Linked DNA regions of Homo sapiens: region 1 is linked to region 2. A link is a contact called in ENCODE Hi-C or POLR2A ChIA-PET data. All regions are on one chromosome and are shown on one strand. Each heading gives the region's core, a stretch centred on a gene start or an enhancer-like site at or near the end of the contact. The rest is flanking DNA. Distances are from core to core; before and after follow the strand shown. Region 1 overlaps WDFY4 (WDFY family member 4). Region 2 has its middle 17 kb from the start of WDFY4.

Region 1 (6,603 bases), core at 3,605-6,104, 230 kb before region 2:
ATCTACAAAACATCATCTTCCTCCAACCTGGCAATCATTTCTGAGGGGCCTCTAACTTAGTGGGCACAGCTGGGGGTAAGCTCCTCTTCTGCATTCCTCCCTCTGCCCCTCCTCTACCTGCCCCTCTATATTTGGAGTAGAAGGTATGTGGAGGAAGGTAAGTGTTTCCAGGCAAGGCAACACTAAGATTCTGAGGACAAAAGACAAATAATGGACAGAGAGCTACCCACAGTCATAGGGACAGCTATGCTGTCACTGAGTGACATTACAGAATAGGTTCATCAAAGGGTGAGCTGCAGAGACAATGGAGCCCAGTGAAGTGATGTGTGTCATGATTGATGCAGCATTGCTCCAGGGAGAGAGAAAACCATCTGCAGCCCATGAGTGCTGCGGCTTGGAACTTCCCTCTGCGTGGAACCATGTGTGGCCACCTGCTTTTGCTGACACCCTTAGTGCTCACCCCCTTGTGGATAACAGAACCTTGATTTTCTCAGGGAACCATACTCCCCTCAATTTGGTCTATGTAGTTGGGTGGGACTGACCCTATCCCCAGAAGCTGGGCGGGTACATCCCTCCGATCCAGCCAATGAAAACACTTGATTGGTTCTGGGATGGGCATGTAATTAACCTAACTGGGGAAAATGACAGTTTGGGAAGTTTTGCTAAAGTTACCGGGATAGAGCATGTACGGTGTGTGGTGGGATTCCTGCATGATTGACTGTCAGTCTGGAGCTGTTGGGGGCATCGGTGCCCCTGTGATGAGAACGCCTATGAGAAATGGAGCCAGGCCAAGTAAAATCCTCCCTGAGAGAGGGAGAGCCACCACTTCCTGCAGACTTACTTGTGCCTAGCGGTCCAGCCATGCCTGGAGCCAGACCATTTTTGACCTTCAGGTAGATGCTATCATGAATCCTCTTTTTTGCTTCAATTAGTTTGAAATAGCTTTTTACCTTGTACTGAAACAGTGCTGAGAAATCCAAGTATGAACATAAAGGCTTATATGAAACATAAACAATATGAGATCAGCAGGGCTGAGATTCAGCAGATATGCACAATTAGGACTATCCTGTTGTTGAACTATTAAACTATGCCCATTACAGTTGGTAAACAGCCACCCCAACTCCAGCGACCCACTGCTGCCCGGGTCCCCTGGACCATACCCTGGCATGCCTTGCACTTCACCACAATCTATAAAGGGTAAGTGCCTGGCACAATAGGAGCCTCTGCTGGTAGCCACTGCAATTAGTCTATTGAAGGTCATCAATGACTCTCATGTTACAAAGCTCAATGGTCATTTCTCAGTTCTTATCCCACTTGGCCTACCAACAACACTTGACCACTCCCACCTTGAGTCACTCTACCTGGCTTCCAGGATGTCTTCCACACCTACAGTTTCTGCTACCTTTCTGGCTACTCCTTCCCCATCTCTTCAGCTGGCTCTGCCCATGTCCTTACCAGAGGGTAAGTTTGGTGTGCCCAGGGCACAGTCCTCTGATCTCTTTTCCATGTGCATCCATTCTTGATAATCTTGCCCATTCTCATCACTTTAAACACTATTCTAAATTTATGTCTCACTTGAACCTCTCTCTTGAACTCCAGATTCATATGCCCAATAGCTCCATGATGTCTTTGAGATGTATGATAGGCATCTCAAAATTCACATGTCTAAATCTGAGCTTCAGATAGCCACAGTGGCCCTACAGCCACTCTTTCTCTGATCATCCTCATTTAATTTTCCAATTGCTGAAGCCTAAATCCTCTGTCTTATCCTTAAGTCCTCTGTCACATACATGCATTTCTCACACTTGATTTGTCATCAGATCCCATCAAATGTACCTTTAAACATGTCCATAATCTGATCACATCATATTATCTTTGCTTTCATGTTCCTGATCCAAGCCACCATCATCTCTCACCTGGATTACTGCAACAGCCTCCAGCAATAGCTTCCTAACTAGTCTCCAGCTTCTGCCTTTGACCCACTCCAGTCTATTCTTGGCACAGCAGCCAGAGTGATTCTTATTAATATGTCAGTTCACATCAACCCTCTGCTTAAAATCCTCCAACGCTTCCCATCTATTTGGAATAAAAACCGACATGAGAATCTTGCACCAACTATCCCCTGTGACCTCCCTCACCTCCACCCCAACTAACTCCCTGCACTCCAATTTGATAAGCCTCAGCCATGCCTTGCTCTTCCCTGGGTCTGACACACTCTTTACTCAATTAACTGCATAACATGTTTCTCCACCTTTTTTTTTAGACAGAGTCTTGCTCTGTCGCCCAGGCTGGAGTGCAGTGGCGCGATCTCAGCTCACTGCAACCTCCACCTCCTGGGTTCAAGCGATTCTCCCACCTCAGCCTCCCAAGTAGCTGGGATTACAGGCACCTGCCATCATGCTTGGCTAAGTTTTTGTATTTTTATAGAAACAGGGTTTCACCATGTTGGCCAGGCTGGTCTTGAACTCCTGACCTCAGGTGGTCTGCCCACCTTGGTCTCCCCAAGTGCTGAGATTACAGGAGTGAGCCACCACGCCCGGCCAAGTATTAATTCAAAGATTGTTTTCTTGATAAGGGCTTCGCTTGCCACCTCATCTAAGATTTCAATGCCCACCTCTATCTGCTTGGTTTTTTACACTTACACTTATAATTATCTAATATGCTTTATAGTTCACTCATTTATATTGGTTTATGTCTGTCCTCCTGGTGAGAATGTGAACTCAATAAGGACAGGGGATTTTTTTTTTCTATTTGCTTGTTGCTCCATCAACAAGCAAATACCATGTATCACAAGCTATTAATAAATAATTTTGAAGGAATTAGTGAGACCCATTTTATACTGATTATAAATATCTTGAATGTCATTCCTGGGGACACCCTCTTGATTGGTCCCCACACATTCCTGTAGAAAACCAGCTACCACCTTCTTCTATTCTCACCCCGACTGAAATAAAAACACCTACTGATCCCTAAGTGGCCTTCCAGAGAACTGGGTAGCTGGAAAGGGGACCTGGCGGCGGCGGGGGGGACTGCAAGCAATTCATTCACTGGGAGAGACGCCCCATAGCACAGATTCCTAAATTAATGTCTGATTCGCACACCAACTTGTATGAATTTAGCTTCTAAGCGTTCAGAAACCCTCATCACAGGAGGGACAGCATGGGATTGCTCACACACCCCCATGGGAGGGCCTGACCTCCAAGGCTGGGCCTGACTCCACACCTCTGTGCCACCTGCCCAGTCACCAAAGGCAGAGGATGGCTTCCTGCCACTTGGGTCTGAAAAAGCCACAGGGCATGTGAGACTTCAAGTCTGTTCACAGAGGTTTAACTGGCAGAAGGAATTTCAGGAGTAGGATGAAGGATGTATAGGAATAGGAGAGAGAAAAATGAGGGAAACTGTTGGGCATGCTCTCTGCAAGACTTCTTTAGAGTGGGATGAGGCAGAGGAGGAACATCAAAGCCAGGGCAGTGCCATGCCCAGACAGCATGGCTACCCGCCATTACCTTAGACTGAGGGTGTCCTCCGAGGTGGCTTTCCCCTTCAGGCTGGGTTGGAAAGAGCAGAAGCTACATGAAAAGGGAAGGGATAATTCCATCAGCAGAGTCAAGACCCTTTCTCCTGCTGCAGAGGCATTTCCGGAGTCAGGCAGGAAGCTAGGCTCATTATTGCTCCCCCTCGCTCCATCCTGCCCCCAGGTCGTGAACACCAGGCCTGGGTGTACCTCTGAGGCAACCCTCAGCACTCTCTGGCATTACACACTATTGCCTTAATACCAACAATGACAACAATAAAACAATAATTACTTAGGCAGTGTGTGTGAGGTACCGCCTCTGGGCCAGGCAGTTGACAACATTGCCAATGTCAACAATCCTGCTGTACATTCCAGTGCGTTGCTGTGAGGACAAATGCCATCTTAATGCCAGGCTCCTTGAGCCGAGTGGGTAGTGGTTGTGGAGTCTGCATTAGGCCACCTTCACATCCTGAGCTATGGAGGTGTAAGATTTCTAGATCAACTGTGAAAAACTTTGTTTAATGAACAGAAACCATAGGGGGAAATGAATCAAGTTTAATGGGTTGTATGTCTGCTTGTTTGGTTTGGTCTAAACTAGGCCTTGAATATAATTTTAGGGGGCAATCTAGCAGCAGCATGGAAGAACCGCATGAGCAGGCTCACCTGAGTCCAAGGAAGTGCGCCTAGAACTAGCACAAAAGCCTCTCTACAGTTGTTTTTCTCCACCCTGGCCCTGCCTCTTGGATGCAGTAGTGGGCCCTGGGTGCCAGTTCCACAGGGCCACTAGAAGGCAGGGCTTGAATTTCTGAGCACAAAATGGGCTCCTTGGCCAGGGGATATCAAATCTCACCTCAGAACTTCCAGCCCATGTGGAGCAGCACATAACCACTCCCTCTGTTAATCAGCCTCTCTGTGGTCTATAATGATGAGGAACTGACCTTCCTTTCTGTTCTTTCTAGATTCACTACAAACCAATCTACTGATCTATAACTTTAATGGTAATAAAAACAAATAACCATGGTATTAAGAACTTACACACTGGCTTAGATTTCTTAAACTGATCCATCTGGAGAAAAACATGTTCAGTGCACATGTGGGAAATCAGTTGTTTGGAATTCCTTCCAATGAAATATGAAATTGGAGCAACTAAAATTGGCAACTGGGATCAGAAAGAAAGATTAAGCCAAAAAAATTACTTGGAAAATTAGAAAATAAAGCCAGAACATTCTGGAAGGCCCATTAAACAGCCAGTTCCTTAACTCTGTGGTAGCTGCGTAATTTTTTTCTCACTTCCTGTTCTATGCCACTTCAGTTCAGGAAAATGGAGCCTGCTTCCTAGGACTGAAGGAAGGGCCTTCTCTGCCTGTTCCTGTACATCATTTCATGACTTGGCAGTTCTGCAGGCCAGCAGTGCCTCCCTGGGCCCAGCCTGAGTGGCGTTCACTGTGGGTTGAGAACACTTTTCCTGAGCACAGAGCTGAGTGTTCTCTGCCCCTCTGCTCTCAGTTCAGGATCAGTTTCCTCAGAAGGAGGATTTTCAAGCTCTTACCTTTTAAAGGCCTTACTCCGATCATTGTTGTAGAAGACAAGAAACTTGGAATATCCATTGTGGAAGAAGATCTCCAGGGCGATGTCCTGTGAAGAGAAGCCCCTTTTAATGCTCCTGATATTTTGTGGACTAGAGACGCCCCAGGGTGACACAGCTGCTGGAAATGGGTCATTGCGGGTCTCCGTGTCAGAAGACCCTTCCTGGGTCGTCCTTTTGAGTTCCCATGGTAGGAAGACCTTGGTGACAGGGATGGGGTGCTTCTGCAGAATGTGTGGGAGGGCAGGGGGCCTGACCACAGCTTGGAGTTCTGTTGAAGCAGGAAGCGAAAGGTCCACTCCCAGGGCAAGCGTGAAGCAGACACGAGAGAAAGCACCCATGCCATCCTCAGACTTTTTCACTTCTGAGTTATGGCATGGGTGAGCCAGGGGGTCAACTTACCAGAAACTGAACTAGGGAATCTAGTTCAGTGCGTGCAGCTGGGCAGCATCATGGGTTGATCTACAGACTTAAGCAGCACAGGGTCCCCTGCCGAGGCCATTTTGATGTGGCCCCACTGGCATAGTAAAGTTTTTGTCAGGGGTATTTCCTTAATGCCTAAATTAAATTCACATAACTATCTTTTCTTTTTTTTTCTCCCACCCTTGTTTCCTCTCTAACTCCCTTCTATTCCAAGCTATGTAAATAATAAACTTGGAATAAGAGATAGAGTGAGTTACCTATAAGATAAGCCTCAGGGATGAGATGAGGCCAAGGAGAGAGAATTCCCAGGGCTGAAGGGAGAGTTAGGGAGAGAAGAGACCTGTACATGGAGGGAAGGATGGGGTGGGGTAAGATTCAGACTCAGAGGTGGGTACTGCACCCAATAGCAGAGTCCTGTCCTGCATCTACCTGGCTGGAAGTGAGTTCTCAAAGTCCAGTTCATTAACTCTCCTGAGCAGAGAGAAGGTATCTGCAAGGATGTTGCATACCTTCTCTCCTCTGCTAGTGAACAGGAGACTCTTGGATTTTTTTCTACAAATAGAAATATAAATAATGTGCAAAACAGGAAGTGAATGCAGAATTTGTGGAGGGTACAGCTTGCCCTGGATACCTTGAGTGCCAAGCTCTGCCTTTCTCCTGGGAGAATCCAGGGATGGACAAATGGTGGCCTTGCTCAAAAAGCTCTCCCTTTGGCTTCCACCACTTCAGGTGAACCAACCCTCTGGAAACAATCACCATGTACTTGGGGAAAAAACCCCACTGACTGATACCTATCTGCTACTCTATATAACATGTGAGGTAGACATATAATCATAAAAAATAATTTTGAGTACCTATTTTGTGCCTAAAATTGTACTCAGTGCTGTATGTATAATAGTGGAAAGGCAGGACACGGCCTCCCGCTCACTGAAGGGCAAGGAAACCAGAGAGGTGCCCACAGGAGCTAATGTGGCAGAGCTGAGGTGGAGATTGGCCCAGAACCAGCAGCACTGCCCAGAACCATCAGGGCAGGGCTGCTACTTCCACTCTGCTCTTCCTGCTCCTTCACCCTGCAAAGGCC
Region 2 (6,719 bases), core at 1,720-4,219:
ATTCTCTGTCTTGATTCTCTGCTGCAGGAGAGAAGGAACCTGCCAGTGTAAGCCACTAAACTGCAGGACTCTGAGCAGGGCACTGAACTTCCTGAAGCCTTTTTTGTTTGTTTGTTTGTTTATACATGTGAGGTAATGAGAATTGAAAAATAAGAATGTACCATATGGCAAAGTGCAATGTTTAGCACTTTGTGAATTACTGTGATGTAGACAGGCACAAAATGTGGCAGCTCTCCAGTGTAACAGGAGAATTCTGCTCCCCCCCCAACCCCCCCACCCCACCCCCACCCCCCGCTGGTGGAGGGGAAGGTGAAGGGCCATGAGAACTGGACACAGGAATTAAGTGTGACTTCAGGCCTTCTGGGATGTTTCTACATATAGTGGAAATCAAAATATACTGTAAAAGGGATTACTGCAAAGTAAATAAGGTCCAGGCTGGAGGAAGCAGAAGTTGCATTTTTAATAGTAGATATTGGTTTCTTTTTACTTATAAAATAATACTTGCACCTGGAAAACAAAAGTCAGTTTATAAGAACATAAAAAGAAGTTTCCCTTTTGCCCCTGACCATTTTCCATTTGCCCAAATAATCACCAAGAGTAGTTGTTTTTAGATATTCTGATCTTCATTATAACTTCAACTAATAAACTTCTTTAGGATTTATGAATTTTTGACAATATCTTTGGGCCTTCAGACATAAAAAATAAGAAAATTAGAGTGCTTACACTATCTCCTTCTTACTCTCTTCTACTCCTGATTTGTAATTATATTTTTATTTTATCCTTCTAAATGTTGCCTTTTCAACTCTGTTCATTATATTTTACATACCTTTCAATAATTTCCTTCATGACCTTAAATAGTATATTCACTTTTTTATGTATCAAATTAAGATGGCATTCACAACTATGAAAGACAAGAATAGAGGTTGAGTATCCCTAATCCAAAATGAAAATCTGAAATGCTCCAAAATCTGAAACTTTTTGAGCCCTGAGATAATATTCACATGAAAAGCTCATTGGGCTGTGTCAGATTTCAGATTCTCAGATTAGGGATGCTCAACCAGTAAGCATGGTGCAAATATCCCCAAATCTAAAACAATCAAAAATCCAAAACATTTCTCGTTCCAAGCATTTTGTTTTGTTTAATTTTCTTTGTTTTTAATTTTTGGGTGTACATAGTAGGTATATATACTTATGGGGTACACGAGATGTTTTGATACAGGAATGCAATGTGAAATAATCACATCATGGAGAATGGGGTACCCATCCCCTCAAGCATTTATCCTTTGTGTTACAAACCCAAGCGTTTTGGATAAAGGACATTCAATCTGTACTGATGTAGTTATTCTTCCTCCCTTGCTCCTCCCCATCTTTTGTTTTCTATATTATTATTTTTATATCATCATGGTTTAAAATATTTGTATTAGCTAACTAAAAGTGTCTTACTTGCTTTGTTTATAGGTCAACTCTAAAAACTAGAAAGCAAATATATAGCATTGACAATATTGTGATTTCAAAGATAATATTCACAGTAGAATTGAAATTCTATGTGGTTGATCCAGAAAGAAGAAAGATACTTCTGTGCCATTAAAACTAAAATTAAATTATATAAACATATAATTTAATAACTTATGTTATTATACAAAGGTAATTAATACTCAAAATGCACCACTCTATTACATTTTGCTGTTACCTAAATAGGCGAGGCACGCCTGTAGTTCTGAGTGGTGGAAACCCTCTATCCTGGTGGCTACTGCATGTTCCTTCCCAACTCTGCATGTAGGGATGTCATGTTGGTAGCTTCCAATTGTCCACAGAGGGAGAATTTACACCATGGAAATTGGAAAACCCTACAAACAAGGGCTTGGTTTATTGTTTTGTTCGTTAGACTTCAGAAAAGGGAGGTTAATAATGTAGATTAAACTTAAATTGTGCTATGTCTATAGCCCTTGCATTGTGAATAGTGCAAAGATTGAGATAATATTTTTCCCATATTTGAAAACTATTATCCAAGTAAACAAAGTCACTCACACCCGTTGACAAATGAGTGAAGTTCCAATATAAGCTAGTGCTGAATCTGAAAGTGGCTGCAGGATAATCAATATAGTTTGTATGGGAAGGAGACATCACTTAGCAGCAGATTACACATCAGATTTCATGACTATAAATGTATTAGATAAAGTGCTGTGGATTGGAATGCAACTCCATTTGTCAAATAATGGTTAAATTGAGACCATAGATTGGCTAGGGATACCAATGTTTGGCAAAAATCAGTGAAAGCATTCTGTTAGAATCAATCAACTATAAGGAATTTACAACATAGAGTATTGCCTGTTTTATTATTATTATTTGTAAAGTGTTCATTACACATCCTTTATAGCAGTAAAATTTATAACAATCATAAATATGTATATATATATATATATTTATATTCTTTTTTTTAGGGGTGGGTTAAGCATTTACCAGCACACCACTATATCAGAGGTTTGTCTGATCTTACCACTACCTCACATAAGAGAGTAGGAGGAAATGAAGAGGAATGCTTCTTCCTCCCTGGCTCTGGGGCCAATAGGGTCCCAGGGGTTTTCAGACTCATTGGTAACATAAGAAGGACTCATCACCAGAGAAGCAGGGTGAGAAGCAGCTGGTAGGGCAGGTTATTTCCAGAGCCTCTGCATCTATAAATAGGGGTTGTAGGACCCTCCCTGCCTGCCCTCATGAGCAGTTGCGACATTTGGGATGACATCAGGCCCAGGGAAGGCAAAACAGTGGCAATATTTGCTTCTTAAGGAGGAGTCCCCATCCCCACCACCAAATACCAAGAAGACGTGTGGCTCAAATGACCCATGCCACCCACCCGCAGCAGGGCCTACCAAAAGCTAGCCCAATTCTGAGGTATGGGGAAGGGCAGGGAGGTGAAGCCACTTCTGCTTTTTGCCCTCGTCTGCTGAAGGACCAGCCCAGGGGGCACATTTGAATTCTCAAACCTTAGCCGCAGATTCACTTCAAGTTTTGAGAAGAAATTCACGGGCAGTTTCATTATAACTGGCTGGGTCCTCTGCAGAAGTGCCTCTCTGTGCTTCCGGAGAAACTGTGAAATGTGGGGATAATTGCTGTAAATATTGATGGGCGTAACTTTGTCACCCACCAAGATCAATTGCCTTTTGCTTCCAGAAATTTCTTGTGAAAAACCCCAAAATTAAAATATTTGTTATTTACCCTTCTGTGAATTTATCCTAAGAAAATGATCCAACATTGAGAAGGCTTCTTATACATTTGCTTCAAACCTTTTTTTTTTTTTTTTTTTGAGGCGGAGTCTTGCTCTGTCGCCCAGGCTGGAGTGCAGGGCGCGATCTCGGCTTACTGCAAGCTCTGCCTCCAGGGTTCATGCCATTCTCCTGCCTCAGCCTCCCAAGTAGCTGGGACTACAGGTACCCACCTCCCCGCCTGGTTAATTTTTTGTATTTTTAGTAGAGACGGGGTTTCACGGTGTTAGCCAGGACGGTCTTGATCTCCTGACCTGGCCATCTGCCCGCCTCGGTCTCCCAAAGTGCTGGGATTACATGAGTGAGCCACCACACCCGGCCTTCAAACCATTTTTTAAATGATAGAAGAATATGGGCCCATAAATAAACACAAAAGTAACTCCTCATGTGGAAAAGTGCTCTCTGCATATTGGAAATAATCTGAAGTGTTCAATCTTAGACTTTAAAGTAACATGGTATACAGTGAGTAATATGCTGTTTCAGACATCATTTTTAATACCGTAAGGATATGCTTAATTTATAATGTTAAGTTAGAAAGCAGGTGAGCAGTCTGGCTGCAGGCACCGGCTCTGGGGTTGAAGTGCCTGGGTGGGAGTCCTGCCTCTGTGCCTTACTGGCTGCCTGACCTTCAGTTCTGTAAGCCTCGGCTTCCTCATCTATCCAATGGGTACTACAGCAGTAGCCTTCTTTCTGAGTGGTTTCAAGGGAAGCAGTGGAATGGCTCCCAGCACCCAGCACATAGTGAGTCTTCAACATTATTTATAACCAGCTTTGTCACTGCATCCATGGCAAATCAATCCACTGACAAAACGCTGGAGAGAAATGCTACAAACTGCCCAGTCTTAGTATCTGAAGCAGTTAAAATAATACAGGGAAGAGATCTTACTGTGTGGAAATCTCATGAAATGAACAGCATACTCACTGCTAAAGGAGACTTGTGGCTGTCAGCTAACCATTTACTTAAATATCAGGCTCTATTACTTGAAGGGCCAGTGCTGCAACTGCGCACTTGTGCAACTCTTAATCCAGCCACATATGTCCCAGACAATGAAGAAAAGATAGAACATAACTGTCAACAAGTAATCGCTCAAACCTATGCCACTTGAGGGGACCTTTTAGAGGTTCCCTTGACTGATCCCAACCTCAACTTGTATACTGGTGGAAGTCCCTTTGTAGAAAAAGGACTTTGAAAAGCAGGGGTTGCAGTGGTCAGTAATAAAGGAATACTTGAAAGTAATCCCCTCACTCCAGGAACTAGTGCTCAGCTGGCAGAACTAATAACCCTCACTCGGGCACTAGAATTAGGAGAAGGGAAAAGGGTAAATATATATACAGACTCTAAGTCTGCTTACCTAGTCCTCCATGCCCATGCAGCAATATGGAGAGAAAGGGAATTCCTAATTTCCGAGGGAACACCTATAGAACATCAGGAAGCCATTAGGAGATTACTATTGGCTATACAGAAACCTAAAGAGGTGGCAGTCTTACACTGTTGGGGTCACCAGAAAGGAAAGGAAAGGGAAATAGAAAGGAACCGCCAAGCGGATCTTAAAGTCAAAAGAGCCGCAAGGCAGGACCCTCCATTAGAAATGCTTATGGAAGGGCCCCTAGTACAGGGTAATCCCCTCCGGGAAACCAAGCCCCAGTATTCAGCAGGAAAAATAGAATAAGGAACCTCACAAGGACATACTTTCCTCCCCTCCAGATGGCTAGCCACTGAAGAAGGAAAAATACTTTTGCCTGGAGCTAACCAATAAAATTACTTAAAAGCCTTCACCAAACCTTCCACTTAGGCATCGATAGCACCCATCAGATGGCCAAATTATTATTTACTGAACCAGGCCTTTTCAAAACTATCAAGCAGATAGTCAGGGCCTGTGAAGTGTGCCAAAGAAGTAATCCCCTGCACTGCAGGCCATACATTTCAATCCCTGTATCTTTAACCGCCTTGTTAAGTTTGTGTCTTCCAGAATTAAAACTGTAAAACTACAAATCGTTCTTCAAATGGAACCCCAGATGCAGTCCATGTCTAAGATCTCCCGCGGACCCCTAGACTGGCCTGCTAGCCCATGCTCTGGTGTTAATGACATCGAAGTCACTCCTCCTGAGGAAATCTCAACTGCACAACCCCTACTATGCCCCAGTTCAGCAGGAAGCAGTTAGAGTGGTCATCAGCCAACCTCACCAACAGCACTTGGGTTTTCCTGTTGAGAGAGGGGACTGAGAGACAGGACTAGCTGGATTTCCTAGGCCGATTAAGAATCCCTAAACCTAGCTGGGAAGGTGACCGCATCCACCTTTAAACACGGGGCTTGCAACTTAGCTCACACCCAACCAATCAGAGAGCTCACTAAAATGCTAATTAGGCAAAAACAGGAGGTAAAGAAATAGCCAATCATCTATTGCCTGAGAGCACAGTGGGAGGGACAAGGATTGCAATATAAACCCAGGCATTCGAGCCAGCAACGGCAACCGCCTTTGGGTCCCTTCCCTTTGTATGGGAGCTCTGTTTTCACTCTATTTCACTCTATTAAATCTTGCAACTGAAAAAAAAAAAAAAACTGCCCCCAGTAGTTGTTGCTGGGTGGTGGCACTGGGGGAGATTTCAGTCCTTGATCCTGCCTTTGTGGGATAGGATTCTCCCTCCCTCCTAGTCCTCTACAGTCCCCTACACTTTTCCTATTGCTCATCCATTCTGCAAATTGCTCTGTTATAATTTCCTCCTTGCCATTTTGATTAGTGAGCTCTTGAGTCAGGGAATTTTTCTTGTTTATCTCCATAGCCATAGCCCCTAGTACAGACCTAAGAAATAGTAGGTGCTCAATCAAACATTTAACAGTCAAGTTTTCCCAAGCTTTATTGAGGAGTGTTTCAGATATCTGCTGCTACATAACAAAATATGGTGGTTTGAAATAACAACTACTTATTATTTCTCACAATTCTGTGGGACAGGAAGCAGGCAGGGCTTGGCTGGGGGGTTCTTCTGCTCCACACAGCATGGACTGAGAGCCACCTGGCTGCATTCACTAGGGGGCTGGGAGCTCGAATATCCAAGGGAAGCTTTATTCACAAGACTGGTGCCTCAGTGCTCTTCCTTTGCAGACTCTCTTTCCCTCCATGCCCTCTCATCATTCGTTAGACAGTGCAAATCTTATAAAATATGACAGCTTGGCTTCCAGAGAGAAAGACAGTGAAGCTTCCAGGCTTCTTAGGGTCTACATGCAGAACTACTGTAGCATCATTTCCACCTCTTGGCAGGAGGAAGGGCATGAGCACACTGACAGGGAAGGGATTTGGAGGGCCATCTCTAAAGAAACTAATGCTTGATAAATTTTTTAAAAAACAAGAAGAAAGCATTTTCCAAAAGTAACACTAGGATAAGCTGGTCTGGAAGCAGCATTGGTTGAAGTCTTTGCCCTTGCATTTCAGAGTGGCACGGAGTCCAAGGCATAACTG

Evidence for each region. Hi-C counts contacts between places; a loop is a spot of excess contacts on that map. ChIA-PET counts read pairs that join two places held with the same protein, here RNA polymerase II (POLR2A). Pooled maps may share reads with other maps.
Region 1: a map with no recorded cell type shows a loop between it and region 2 (2.3-fold over the local background). The contact joins two enhancer-like sites. A Hi-C loop is called at or near these places in 1 of 168 maps with a recorded cell type or tissue (GM12878), 7 of 37 single-sample maps with no recorded cell type and 3 of 50 pooled maps. POLR2A ChIA-PET finds 5 or more read pairs at or near these places in 1 of 52 experiments (OCI-LY7).

The regions. Positions count from the first base shown.
Region 1 is chr10:48,898,767-48,905,369 of GRCh38, reverse strand. It overlaps WDFY4 (WDFY family member 4), which reads right to left. Exons shown (of 62, transcript NM_001394531.1): 46 at 5,064-5,149; 47 at 3,507-3,569. Among named protein-coding and RNA genes, the nearest start is that of LRRC18, 38 kb to the left of the region's middle. Within about 2 kb of position 4,854, at least 3 of the 41 ENCODE cell types and tissues checked have a DNase peak (open chromatin) inside an H3K27ac peak, as active enhancers do.
Region 2 is chr10:48,664,386-48,671,104 of GRCh38, reverse strand. No RefSeq gene overlaps it. Among named protein-coding and RNA genes, the nearest start is that of WDFY4, 17 kb to the left of the region's middle. RefSeq lists an enhancer at 2,536-2,655 and a silencer at 2,856-2,905. Within about 2 kb of position 2,969, at least 5 of the 41 ENCODE cell types and tissues checked have a DNase peak (open chromatin) inside an H3K27ac peak, as active enhancers do.